2 separate regions of the Homo sapiens genome follow, and region 2 is linked to region 1. Evidence: chromatin contacts called from ENCODE Hi-C or POLR2A ChIA-PET data. All regions are on one chromosome and are shown on one strand. The core of a region is the stretch at or near the end of the contact, and the rest is flanking DNA. Distances in the headings are between cores, read along the strand shown. Region 1 holds the start of TSPAN3 (tetraspanin 3). Region 2 holds the start of IDH3A (isocitrate dehydrogenase (NAD(+)) 3 catalytic subunit alpha).

The links. A loop is a pair of places that touch in the nucleus more often than their neighbours do. ChIA-PET counts read pairs that join two places held with the same protein, here RNA polymerase II (POLR2A). Pooled maps may share reads with other maps.
Region 2: a map of CD8-positive, alpha-beta T cell shows a loop between it and region 1 (10-fold over the local background). The contact joins the promoter of IDH3A here to the promoter of TSPAN3 in region 1. A Hi-C loop is called at or near these places in 1 of 168 maps with a recorded cell type or tissue (CD8-positive, alpha-beta T cell) and 6 of 50 pooled maps. POLR2A ChIA-PET finds 5 or more read pairs at or near these places in 2 of 52 experiments (PC-9 and activated CD4-positive, alpha-beta T cell).

The regions. Positions count from the first base shown.
Region 1 is chr15:77,069,162-77,075,502 of GRCh38, forward strand. TSPAN3 (tetraspanin 3) reads right to left here and starts at 1,948. Exons shown (of 7, transcript NM_005724.6): 1 at 1,731-1,948. The coding sequence starts at 1,793. RefSeq lists a silencer at 1,415-2,114 and an enhancer at 2,255-2,314.
Region 2 is chr15:78,144,408-78,151,229 of GRCh38, forward strand. IDH3A (isocitrate dehydrogenase (NAD(+)) 3 catalytic subunit alpha) reads left to right here and starts at 4,955. Exons shown (of 11, transcript NM_005530.3): 1 at 4,955-5,023. The coding sequence starts at 4,997. It overlaps LOC124903534 (a long non-coding RNA gene), which reads right to left and starts at 4,812. Exons shown (of 2, transcript XR_007064725.1): 1 at 4,701-4,812; 2 at 1-3,325. RefSeq lists a silencer at 4,915-5,494.

The DNA.
Region 1 (6,341 bases), core at 698-3,197:
CTCTTGGGCCAGAGATTGCTGACTCCTGGTTTATAACGAGATGCTATGAGAATTAATGACTTAATCATTGTAGAATACATTTCTCTTTATGGAATAAAAAATGTTATGGATGCATAAGTAGCAGTAGGTATATAGATACGTATTAAATTAGCAAAAGATGCCCTTATAATGGTCAGATTCACAAATCATGCCACATCTACAAAGAGAAGACTGATACGACTTTTGCTAATGGAACTGGTTCTATATGTGCATTTCATTCTTCACAATAAACTCAAGAAACTGAAAAAATAAAATAAAATAAATAAATAAGCCTGTAACTCAAATTAAAGTATAAGAAACACTGCTCTAATTGGAAAAGAAGAAATCACGGAAATGCCAATGTCGCCTGGGTGTTTGCCAACAGCTACTACCTCCCAGTTAGGACTCTTCACACACAAACGCCCCGAAGGACTCTGGCAATACAAGTGTGTAGCAAGTGCTTTTTAACATATAACCATCCTTTTATGAGACAGCTGTCAGGATATGAAGTTTTATCCCTTGTTGGGGGGTCGGGGGAGGAGGAAAGGATTCTTTCCAGAACAGGTGTGCGTATGCGTGGGAGGGAGGAGCTGAATGGGGAGGAGGAAGAGGCACAGTATGGTTAACCGGAATGTTCAAGGAGTGCTCTGGCGACTGTGGACAGAGCAATCTGTCCAGGGCACTCAAGTGTTTAAGGAAATGACAAGTTCAGAGAGGCAAGGTGATTTGGGACCAGACTGAGGACTTCTGCTCCAAGACCAGGGGAAGGAGTTGAACCTTATTCTACCGCTGAAGCTTCTGTTTTCCTTATTTTCAGATCAAGTGATGTGATAGAGGAAACGTTTTAAAAGATTTATCCGGGTGCAAAGTCCAGATGGGCTGGAGGGTGGAGAGACGGATAGGAACAACTTAGGTTACTATAAAAGTCCCTGATGAGATAAGGACCCAAACTAAGATGACATAAACATTCCTTTCAAAGAGGGTGTACCCCTTAAAAATTCATAAGCCACCTTTTATTGAAAGTGAACTCATCACTTTCAAAATCTTGTGACATCTCCATCATATATTTAACCAAGAGTTATAATCTCACAGTTTGGTCACCCCCATGACCAAAACAAATAGACCGATGTTCTTGGTCAATGGATTATTTGGCTCCTCGAGTTGAAACCCTTCATTTTCTGGGCTGGTGACAGTCAGCCGGTTCTCCACACACAAAGGGCGTTAAGTGGAACCCCCGCCCCGGCTCCGCAGCGTCCCCGCGGATCTGCCCGCCTCGGGACGGCCACTCGTCTGCGAGGCCCCGACAAAGAGCGCGGAACCTGAGCCTCTGGCGAAGATCCTATTTCGAGCCCGACGTCCTGCTACAGTCTGCAATAAGCGCTCTCCGTCCAGCCGGCGACTCCGGGGGGGGGAGACTGGGGCGCCTGGCACGGAGCCAGCCCGCGTGGGCCGAGCGCGGAGGCGCCGGCTGGAGGCCGTGGAGTCCCTGAAGGCCTCCCCTCGCTGTCCTCCGCGCCCAGGCTCCCGGCTTGGTCCGGCAGGGACCTCGCGAAGCGGCCTCACACCCGGCCCTCCCCTCGCCTCAGCCGCCTGAGGGCCCGCGCGCGGCCCCCGCGCGCCCGCCCAGGCCCAAGCCCGGCCCCCACGGGCGCCTCCGCCGCGGCCTCGCCCGGCCCCGCCGCCGGCCCCTCGCTCTGCCCGGCCCCGCTCACCCAGAAGATGAGGTTGAGAAAGACCAGCACGGTCTTGGAGGAGGTGATGCCGCACTGGCCCATGGCGCCGGTGGCCCGCGAAGGCCCGGCCCGGAGAGCGGGGCTGCGCTCACCGAGAGAGCGGCAATGGCGGCGGCGCCTCCTCGCTAGGAACTGCACGGCCTGCGCGGCGCTCCCCGCAGCCCCTGCGCCGTCGCGCAGCCCCGACCCCAGCAAGTGCCTCGCTCCTCCGCGCAGCCGCCGCAGTCCCCTCAGGGCTCCCGCGCCGCTCCCTGGCAACCGAGTCCCGCCCCACGCGGCCGGTAGCTTCAGCCAATCGCCTCTGCGGAGGCTGCAGTGAGGCCACGCCTCTTAAAGGAGCCAAGGCCTCAGCGCCTTTTCTTGGCCTCTGGCCGCCCTTGGACGCAGATGGCTCCCTAGGGAGGTTCTGGTGGACCAAACCCACTCTCCTCCTATGACTATGCCACCCTTATAGATGATTCAGAGCCCTCTGAGTGCTATCTTTCTACCTAGCCCATTCTCCCCTAGGAAGGTTGGAGACACTAATCTCTGCCTGACCAGATTCTCCTGACCAGGTTAAAATCTTGGCAGCACTGTTGGTGAGAAGTGCAAAGAAAAACAACAAATACTTATGGAGAAACTTATTGTACCAGGCGCTGGGCTAGACCTCAGAAGAGTCAGAGAGGAGAAAAGGCTGGTGATGGCGTTAGCAAGGCAGAGACATGTTTGTGTGGGTGAGTGGTTGGGAACAAGTTCTATTCCAGGGTAGTAAGTTTTGGACCAAGATTCGCAACGATTACAGAAACATCTCTTTGCATTGCAACATTTCACATTCTTCCCCCAATCTTGAATCCGTCATAGCAATTAATTATTGGGTGCTCACCCGGTGCCAGGCTCCATTAGTTCATTTAACCCCCACCACAACCCTGGATGGAAGGCACTATGGTTATCAGCCTCATTTTACTGATCGGGTAATTGAGGCTTAGAAAGGTTAAGAAGTTCGCCCAGAGCCACACATAGTAAGTGGTCTAGTGCAAAAAACACATCATCAGTCACACAATAAACTGCCTCTGTTTGCTGTCTTTCCTGCCATTATAATCCTGCACTCCCTCCTTGACCGCGCCCGTAAGGATTTCCATTTACTGGTCTTTATCAGCTCGCTCTCATGCAATCTCCCCCACTCATCACCTTTCCCAGGCACTCTCAGAAGTACCTGTTAATCTCAGCATCCTGTGCATTTACACCAAGCAGCAGCAACAGCCATTTATTCACTCATCAAACTTGCCGCGTGTCCCCTCTGGGCCTCACTGTTGTCGGTGGTGGATATTCCACTGTGAGCAAGACGTATCCTTCCTTCCATGGCTTACATTCGTTCGGGCAGAGGAGGCAGACCATAAACAAACGGGCAAGTGGGTATATGACATGAGGTAGTGTTAGGAAACAATTCAGAGGAAAGGAATAGAGTGATGAGAGGAGTCCTCTCTGAGGAGAGAACATTGGAGGGGACCCAAGGGAGGTGAGGGGAACAGCCCAAAGATGAGAGCAGCAAGGACAAAGGCCCAGAGACCGGAACATGATCACTGTGCTGTAGGAAGGGGAACACAGAGAGCCTAGTGTGCTGGAGGTGAGCGAGGCCGGATCACCAACAGCCTACTACGCCAGGCAGAAGCCTTTGAGCAGACCAGTAACACCATCTAAGTGTTTCAAGTGCCATTCTTGCCATACCATGGAGGTCCTAGTTAAAGAAAGAAAAATGATGGGCTCTCAAACATGATTCCCTTTGAACATCTATCTTCTTGACGCCTCTGCCCTCTGTAAATTTCTCTGTCTGCTTTGCTCTGAGTGCTTTTCCTCCTTTTCCAAAACATCCCCTTTGCATTTCTTCATCCTCATCGTGTCCCTTCTCATTTCCCTGTGAAGGTCTCATCAAGTCCTTCTTGTGCCTTCTCCTTGAGTGGGTCTCAGACCCCCCCCCCCCCCACATTACAATCATCTGGGCCACACAGACAAACTCCATCAGATTCTCTGGGGGCGAGCCTCAGGGAATCAGGTGTTTTTCAAAAACACACCAGGTGATTCGAATATGCTGTTGGGGCTGCAAACCACAGTTCTGAGTTTACAAGCATGGTCATGCCTCTCCTATCCTAAAAAGAAAAGCCTCTCACTTAAACACCATGTTTTACTTTTTCTTTCTTCTCTTAGCCAAAGTTCCTAAAAGAGTCATCTCATCCAGTGCTTCTCAGACTTTGCCTTGCGCACAGATCACCTGAGGATGCAGACTCCAGGTGGTGGGGGTGCAGCTGGGCCCCTCTTTGTAGCAAGGGGCTGGACTTCTGCCCTTGACTCTTTTGCTTCCCACTCACTTTTTTTTGTTGTTGAGATGTAGTCTCGCTCTGTCGCCCAGGCTGGAGTGCAGTGGTGCAATCTCCGCTCACTGCAACCTCCGCCTCCCAGGTTCAAGCGATTCTCCTGCTTCAGCCTCCTGAGTAGCTGGAATTACAGGTGTCCACCACCACACCTGGCTAATTTTTGTATTTTTAGTAGAGACGGGGTTTCACCATGTTGGTCAGGCTGGTCTTGAACTCCTGACCTCATGATCCACCTGCCTTGGCCTCTCAAAGTGTTGGGATTACAGGCGTGAGCCATCGTGCCTGGCCTCACTTTTTGACTCACTGCCATGTGGCATCACCCCCACAGTGCCACCGATATCGCTCTTGTCAATGTTACCAGTGACTTATCTGCTACCCCTTCTCTGAGGTGGCATATATCATGGTTAAGAGCACAGGCTCGGGGACCAGGTAGCCTAGCTGGGTCCTCTCTCTGTGCCTCAGTATCCCCATCATAGGGAGAAAATGATGATGACATTACTTCCCTAATTATCATGTGATTGCTGTGAGAATTAAGTGCATTCATATACATATAGCTGTCAGAAAAGTACCTGGCACACAGGTGCTTTGTAATCACCGGAGTTTACTGTTTCCGAGACCTAACCATATTTGGCTCCGTTGACTTCTTCGTACTCAGAACTCTGCCTTTCCTTAGCTTCCATAACACCATCATCTCTTAGTTCACTGTCTGCCTTTGCAGCAGCACCTGTTCCTTGCACCCATTGGATGTTGGTGTCTCCCAGAGTTCTGGCTTAGGTCTTTTGATTTTCTCAACCAACCTGGGCCAGCTCACCCAGAGCACTGGATTCCGTTGCTATCCACGTGCAGGACTTTCCTGAACCTACAGCTTCAGCCCAGGTCTTTCTCTCAATTTCCTTTCCATGAATCCGACTGCCTGCTGTGTTGCTCCAGGTGGATTCATTTATTGATTCAACACATTTATTGGTTACCTACTCTGTGCCTGACCCTATGCCACGTGGTGGGGGGTGGTTCTAGCAACATAGTGGTTAGACCTGGGTGTGTGATGGCCCCAGGGAGCTTGCAATCCAGAGCGGAGATTCAACGCTAATTATGAAATTATTTATCTAATTGCAACTGGGATAAGCAATACAAAGGAGACCCTCAGGCTGCTGTGAGAGTTTATAACAGGGACCATACCATAACCTTGTATGGGGTTAACTTATATGTGTGCCAGACCCGGCAGGTCCCAAACTGAACTCATAATTTCCCCTCAACCTGCCTCTCCTCTACCTGTGTTCCTTAGCTTCATGAATAGTCCACCCATCCTTTTCCCTGGGCCAAGACTTGGATATTATGACCCACAGTCTCCCTCACTGACCCCTTCTACCCACCGAGAGGATCCTTCTTACTGGAAAATTAGCCTTCCTGGGTAACTCTTGGAACTCCAAATTCCTACTGCCCAGTGCTCAGGAAGTCTGATTTTACCTCCACTGACAAAGTTGCTAAGAGAGCAACTGAGGGCATGAAGTCCCTCCCAAGGAAGCACAGACCCACTCTGTCTTGCTGCATCTGACAGTGGCACACCTGTCTGGGGATGATGGGAGGATGGAGCAATTGTGACTTCGCTTACTGACCCCTGGCCTGTAACTTGCCCTAATAAACTCTGTTCTTCAACCCGTACTGTGTGAAGTAAAATTCACTCTGATCCATGTTGTATGACACAAAGAGTCTATCTTTTACCAAAAAAGAAAAGGTTTATTCATTTTCTTTCCATTGTAAAGCAATGCCTGCTTGTGGTGGTTTGTGCCTTCCATTTTTTTTTTTTTTTTTTTTTTGAGACGGAGTCTCACTCTCTCGCCCAGGCTGGAGTGCAGTGGCACGATCTTGGCTCACTGCAAGCTCCGCTTCCCAGGTTCACGCCATTCTCCTGCCTCAGCCTCCCGATTAGCTGGGACTACAGGCACCTGCCACCATGCCCGGCTAATTTTTTGTATTTTTAGTAGACACGGGGTTTCACCGTGTTAGCCAAGATGGTCTTGATCTCCTGACCTCGTGATCCGCCCGCCTCAGCCTCCCAAAGTGCTAGGATTACAGGCGTGAGCCACCGTGCCCAGCCTGGTTTGTGCCTTTCTTAAATCTGCTCTGTAGTATGATTTGGGCCATTGCAAATAATAATAATAATAACAATACCTGCTTGTGGCCATTTGTCTTTTTTTGCGCTATCCTGCATTGGATCGCCCTGCCTGTTTGGGAAGATCCCCAT
Region 2 (6,822 bases), core at 3,705-6,204, 1.1 Mb after region 1:
TGTCATCCAGGCTGGAGTGCAGTGGTGCAATCATGGCTCACTGTAGCCTCTAACTCCTGGGCTCAAGTGAGCCTTCCACCTCAGCCTCCCAAGTGGCTGGGACTACAGGTACATGCCACCATGCCTGGCTAAATTTTTATATTTTGTAGAGACTATGTCTTGCTATGTTGCCCAGGCTGGTCTTCAACTCCTGGCCTCAAGTGATCACCTCGGCCTCCCAAAGTGCTGGGATTGCAGATGTGAACCACCATGCCAGGCCATTGATCACTTTTGAAGGCTGCATGATGGTCCACTTCATTCATTTCCCCTAAATTACATAACCATTTCTTCTGTTAATCATTTAGACTGCTTTTTTCTCTTTTTAGTTTTCAAAATTAAGGATAATTGTATAATGAATATCTTTGTGTTGATGGCTTTTTCTTTCTGGATTTTTTTCCCCAAGAGTTTAATTCTCAGGAATGGATTTACTAGGTGAAAGAGTAAGAACAGTTAATGTCTCTCTTAAGACACATTGCTAAACTGTTTTCCAAAGAGATTGTGGAAATGTATAAGGCCAGCCAAGCAGTGCGCCATAAATTGGATGGTATAAGGCATTGCATTTTATTAATATTTTTAAATAAAAATAATTTTTTTTAGAAATTTGCATGCATTTGACTATTGTTAAGATTGAACATTTATTTAAAAGTTTATTTGGCTGTGAATTGATTATTCAGGTCCTTTTCCCGTTTTGTTTTGTTTTTTTTTTTCCCGAGACGGAGTCTTACTCAGTCACCCAGGCTGGAGTGCAGTGGTGTGATCTCGCCTCACTGCAACTTCCACCTCCCAGGTTCAAGTGATTCTCCTGCCTCAGCCTCCCCAGTAGCTGGGACTACAGGTGTGCACCACCATGCCTCCCTAAGTTTTGTATTTTTAGTAGAGAGGGGGTTTTACTATGTTAACCAGGCTGGTCTTGACCTCCTGACCTTGTGATCTGCCCGCCTCGGCCTCCAAAAGTGCTGGGATTACAGGAATGAGCCACCATGCCCGGCCTATGTTTTTTGTTTTGTTTTGTTTGAGACAGAGTCTTACTCTGTCGCCCAGGCTGGAGTGCAGTGGCACGATCTCGGCTCACTGCAACCTCGGCCTCCCAGGTTCAAGCAGTTCTCTGCCTCAGCCTCCTTTGTAGCTGGGATTACAGGTACCCGCCACCACGCCCAGCTAATTTTTTGTATTTTTAGTAGAGACAGGCTTTCACCATCTTGGCCAGGCTGGTCTTGAACTCCGGACCTCGTGATCCACCCACCTCTGCCTCCCAAAGTGCTGGGATTACAGGCGTGAGCCACCGCGCCCAGTCCCCTTTTCCCATTTATTTACTAAAGTCCTAATACCTTCTTTACCAATTTGTTGGATCTTTTCCTAACTTAGAGATAGGGATGAACCCTTTGCCAATCATATCTTTAATGAAAATAATATTTTAAATAAAGTAGGAAAACTGTTGAAATGAATTTCTTTTGTAACAAAAAATAAACATTTGGTATGTGAATAATGTATATTCTGTTTTGCTGATTTATTCACTTAAAAATTGCTATCTTGATTTTATTATTTATTTATTTGACACAGAGTCTCGCTCTGTCACCCAGGTTGGAGTGCAGTGGTGCGATCTTGGATCACTGCAATCTCCGCCTCCCAGGTTCAAGTGATTCTCCTGCCTCAGCGTCCTGAGTAGCTGGGACTACAGATGCACACCACCACCCCTGGCTAATTTTTGTTACTTTTAGGAGAGATGGGGTTTCACCATATTGGCCAGGCTGGTCTCAAACTCCTGACCTCAGGCGATCCACCCACCTCTGCCTCCCAAAGTGCTGCGATTACAGGAGTGAGCCACCGCACCTGGCCTCTTGATTTTAAAATCTTTTTTTTTTTCCTTAGAGTGAAGCACACCTGGATTGGATAGTGCTTGTTATTACAGATAAGGGTGCACTTTCTAGATTCTTCTCCTGAGTGGCAAAGTTTTCCCACCGTCTTGTCCAAACATACTTTGCTGATGGTATCTCTGGGCACTACACAGTGCAAGGGACAAGGAAAAAGGGCTTTTCCAGAGGAGAGTGACCTGCATCTTGGAGGAACTCTAGAACATGTTCGAGGAATGGTGACTGGGGCTTCTGGAGCCAAGGGCTGACTCAGGGAACAGATCTCAGCTCAAGGTGAGGTCATTTCTGTTTCCTGCATGTCCCTCCAGCTGCTGACATTTTACCTCTTCAAGGACTGATTCAAATGCCATCTCCATTGTGCAATCTTCCTTGATCACCCCCCAACTTCCATCTGAGACTTCTGAGTTTCTCCCTCACTAGATCTGGAGGGTAGGAGTGGGTCTTGTTCATTTTTTGTTCTCACAGTGCACTTGCTAGAGAATGGCTTGGGAAGCCTTTGTAGGATTGGACTGGCCCTCAGCGAAAGTTCAGCAGTTAGGAGAACTGCCTTAGTACTTAGGAAGCTTCCTAGTGTGAATGCCAGCATCATCACTTACTAGCTGTACTTCAGTTTTCTCATAGGGTTGTTGTGAAGATTAAATGAAGACTGGACAAAGTCAGTCAATGTTTATTTCACAATCACTGAGCAGCAAGTATTCCTTGTGTACCAGTCTCTGTTCCAGAAACAACGTCATAAGAGATCATCAAGATTATCTCTGGACTTAAGGCATATCTTCTCTCTATCTCTTTTGAGACAGAGTCTCGCTCTGTCACCCAGACTGGAGTGCAGTGGCATGATCTCGGCTCACTGCAACCTCTGCCTCGTGGGTTCAAGCGATTCTGATGCCTCAGTCTCCTGAGTCACTGGGATTATAGGCATGTGCCAACACGCCCAACTAATTTTTGTATTTTTAGTAGAGACAGGGTTTTGCCATGTTGGCCAGGCTGGTCTCCAACTCCTGACTTCAAGTGATCCACCTGCGTCGGCCACCCAAAGTGTTGGGATTACAGGCGTGAGTCACCACGCCTGGCCCAAAGCTTATCTTCTCAATGGCACACAGCAGAAGAGAATGTGATGTTTCCCAGGAGAGGTGGGAGCCAAGTGCTAGAGGGCTCTGAGTAAGGAGAGGGGGACACATTCGTGGGTCTTGGGGGCTTTTACAACTTTTACTACTTCCCAACATGTAAGCTGAGTCTTGACAAGGAGCTAGAATTTCAGCCAGTAGAAGTGGGGCAAGAGGGCATTGAGGCTGAGGGAATGGCACGACCATAGGCACGGAGAGGTAAAATATGGGAAGCATTTGGGGGCTGGCCAGCAGTCCTAGTTGGCAGGCGCTCCAGGTCTTTGGGGCTGGAAGGAGTGGTGGGAAATCAGGCTGAAAAAAGACAGTGGTGTGAGAGGAGAGTGCAAGGGAGAGCCAGGAGGTTTCAGAGCCGGGGCGAGCCCTGGTCAGAGCTGTGCCTGAAGGGGAGGGCAGGTTGGCAGGTGAAGAGGCTGTTGTAAGAGCCTGGGCCTGAGGTGGTCTGGCCCGAAGGAGGGCAGGGGTGACATTGGGGATGGAGGAACTGTGGGAGAACACTTCAGGATGGGACTGCCAGGGCCTGATGAGGGGAAGGGGCCCAATGGAAAGGGGTTGATAAAAGCCCTCCTTCCTGACAAGGCCACAGACTTAGCTGCAGTTTATTATTTAGGTCATAAAAGCTCTTGGGATCACTTCTCTACTGCACTCATCACCTCTCTGGGTGGGTAGGCAGCTCCTCTCTGGATAGAACTCTTCCCAGGGTAGGGTAGCAGAGACCTGGTTTAAACACCTGACCTCCCCTGGCACCCAGCTAGAGGCCTGGCCATCAGCAGGAACTCAGGAGTTTGTGATGGACAGGGAGAGGACAAGGGGAAAGGTGAGTATGGATGTTATTTCTTCAGAGAAGCATTCCCTGACCTCCAGGTTAGGTTTGAATCAGGTTGCCTGATTTTGCCTTGCCATAGCTCCTTGCTCTTTTGCTTCTTGGCGCAACAGTTTTAATGACATGTGTGTGACACTTGATTGAAGCCTGTCTTTCCTACTGGACACTAAGCCCCAGCACTTAAAACAGTGCCTGGTGTCTAGTTGACCCTCAGAAATATTTGTTGAGCTAAATAGACAGATTAGTAGTTGCCTGGGATTGAGGACAGGAGCGGGATTGACTATAAACGGACACAAGGAACATTTTCATATGCTCAAAAACTGGATTGTGGTGATGGTTGTGCAACTGTTTACATTTACTAAAAATCATCAAACTGTACACTTACAGTGAGTAAATGTTACTATATATACATTATACCTCAATAAAGCTGGTAAAAAATAAAATTCGGCCAGTCGCAGTGGCTCACTTTGTGAGCCTGGGGCAAGCAGATCGCTTGAACTCTGGAGTTCCAGACCAGCCTGAGCAACATAGCGAGGCCCCATCTCTACGGAGAAAAAAAAAAAAAAAAAAAAAGAAAAAGAAAAGAAAAAACAAAGTTGGGCTGGGCTTAGTAATTACTTGATCCCAGGAGGTCGAGGCTTTGTAGTGAACCTGTTCGCGCTACTGCACTCCAGCCTGGGCGACAGAGTGAGACCCGGTCTCAAAAAAAAAAAAAAAATCAAAATTTGTGGAATAAGAAAATTATGTGTCTTTCTCCACGGGATTGTAAATTCTATGAGGAGCGCTATATCCCCAAGATCCTAGAACATTAATCAGCACCTAGTAGGTGTGGAACAAACGTCTTACCTTAACAGCGAGTCAATGAACCAGGGAGGGGAGGAAGAAGCTTTCCCGGAGATGCCGGCCCCTCAGTTTCCGGGTTCGCCTGGCGCTCAGCCAGGCCAGTCACAGAGAGACGAGCCCGGCGATTCGCCAGCGGAATGTCCAGGGGCGGGGCAGCGAGCGAGCGCGAAGCAATCCTGAGGCGGTCTAGGGGGCGGGGCGTTCAGGGGGCGTGGCCGTGCAGGGGCGGGCTCCGAGCGTGGGGTGGGCGCTTGCGCACTGCCGCTGCGGCTGTTGCTGCGGAGCCAGGAGGGGAAGCGATGGCTGGGCCCGCGTGGATCTCTAAGGTGAGCGCTGGCAGGCCGGCGTGTGGCAGGCAGGCAGGCCGCGAGGGCTGGCAGGAGAGCCGGTCGCGTGCCGGGTGTGGGCGGGCGCGTGGGCCAGACAGGGAGGCGGTGGCTGCCCGCGGGGACAGCTTGGGAGCCGGTCCTGGTCGCCCGTGCCCCGCGCTCCGTGGCCGGCTCGCAGTGTATGGGCCGCCCCGGGCCGGGTCAGCAGCGCAGAGGCGGGGACGGCGTCAAGGTCAAGGCGGGGGGGCGCCGGCCCTGCTCCTGCCGAGACCCGGCTGCCGTCACCCGCATCCGCCCAGGCCAGAGCCCAGGCTTCGCGCCGAGCCCGGGAAGGTCACGGGAGCCTCTGTCCCGGCTCCGCCATCCGGGCCGCTTCCCCGGCTGCGGCCCTGCTGCGGGACTGATCCCCTCAGCACTGCCCACACCTCTCATCCGCTGTCTGCGCGGCCCTTGGCCGGGGAACCGCAGGTGCCACGGGCACTGGCGTTGAGCTTGGGAGGTTTTCCCAGGTGAGAGAATCCGGGGGCCCTTTTCCCTATCAGATTGTTTTCCCTTTGGCGCTCTTCCCAGTCAGACCTCTAGTGCTCTTGTAGCTATTTCCCCTTCATAGGATAGGGCATCTTACACCTCGGAATTACCGTCTGAACCTTCGGAGAGAGAGACCAGCAGAGCCTTCCTTTTACCTTTCATTGGTGGGAATCCTGCAATCTGGAGCGCTTTAGCTCTCCTTGACAGCTCAGATGCCAGAGCTGGAAAGGGTTTCAGATCATCTATGCAGTTCCGTAGCTTCTCAGTGGAACTAACCTGTGCCTGAAGAAGAATTTGCTCAAGGTCACACAGGAGGTCGGTGTCAGAGCAGGGAGAGGAACCTAGGTGTCTTGGTTCCCATTTCCCAAGGTCACATAGCAAATGATGGTACAGGCCATCAGGCCTCAAGTCTCCTGTTGCTATGAAAGGGTGGTCCCCTAGAAATCTATAAACAATTTAACGTTTTTCTGTAAGTTTGATACTACTTTTCTCCCATTTTTTCGGTTTAAAGAGAGGTCCAGAGATGCACTGTTATTTAAGGAAAAGATCTCTGTACTGGAATTTAGGAGTCTCAGATTTAAATCCTAGCAATGCCACTGATTGGCTGTGTGACCCTAAGCAAATTACTAAACATCTCTAAGCCTTAATATGCCCATCTGTGAATATCTATACTTACATCACAGAATTGTTTGAGTATTAAATAAAATAATGTATGTGAAAGCACTTGGTATGTACAGAAGGAAAACAAAAATCTGAAGCTTTCTTATCAATATGTTTATCTGTCTCCAACAGACAGTGGTTTTCATGGGCATCATTAACTGGTTTTTTTGTTCAATAACTAGATTCTACTTTGTCACCCTCTTCAGACCCAGATTTGCTTGTGATGATAACTCTTATGTCACATTTGCTCCTAAAAGTAAAGCAACTTCTGTGTCACTGTGAAAACTGAACTCAGTCCTTTAATCTCTGAACTTACATTTAACACCCAATTCATCTTTGGTAGGTACATTTGCCTTCACAGTGAGGCACTAAAGCAACACTTGATAATGATTGTGCTGGTAAATCTGTTTTGCCTTTAGTGTGATCTGCATGAAAAAACCCTCATAGTAGGTATTCAGAAAGTGTTGGGTTGTGGAGTCAGAAGATGAGGTTCTCTGACATGCACTCCCTGTGTGACCTTTGGCAGAGTCATTTGACTTCTGGGCCAGCTTCTCACTTTAGGGATTGGAGCAGAAGGTGGCTCAGAGGCTGACCCCAGGATGGTGGAG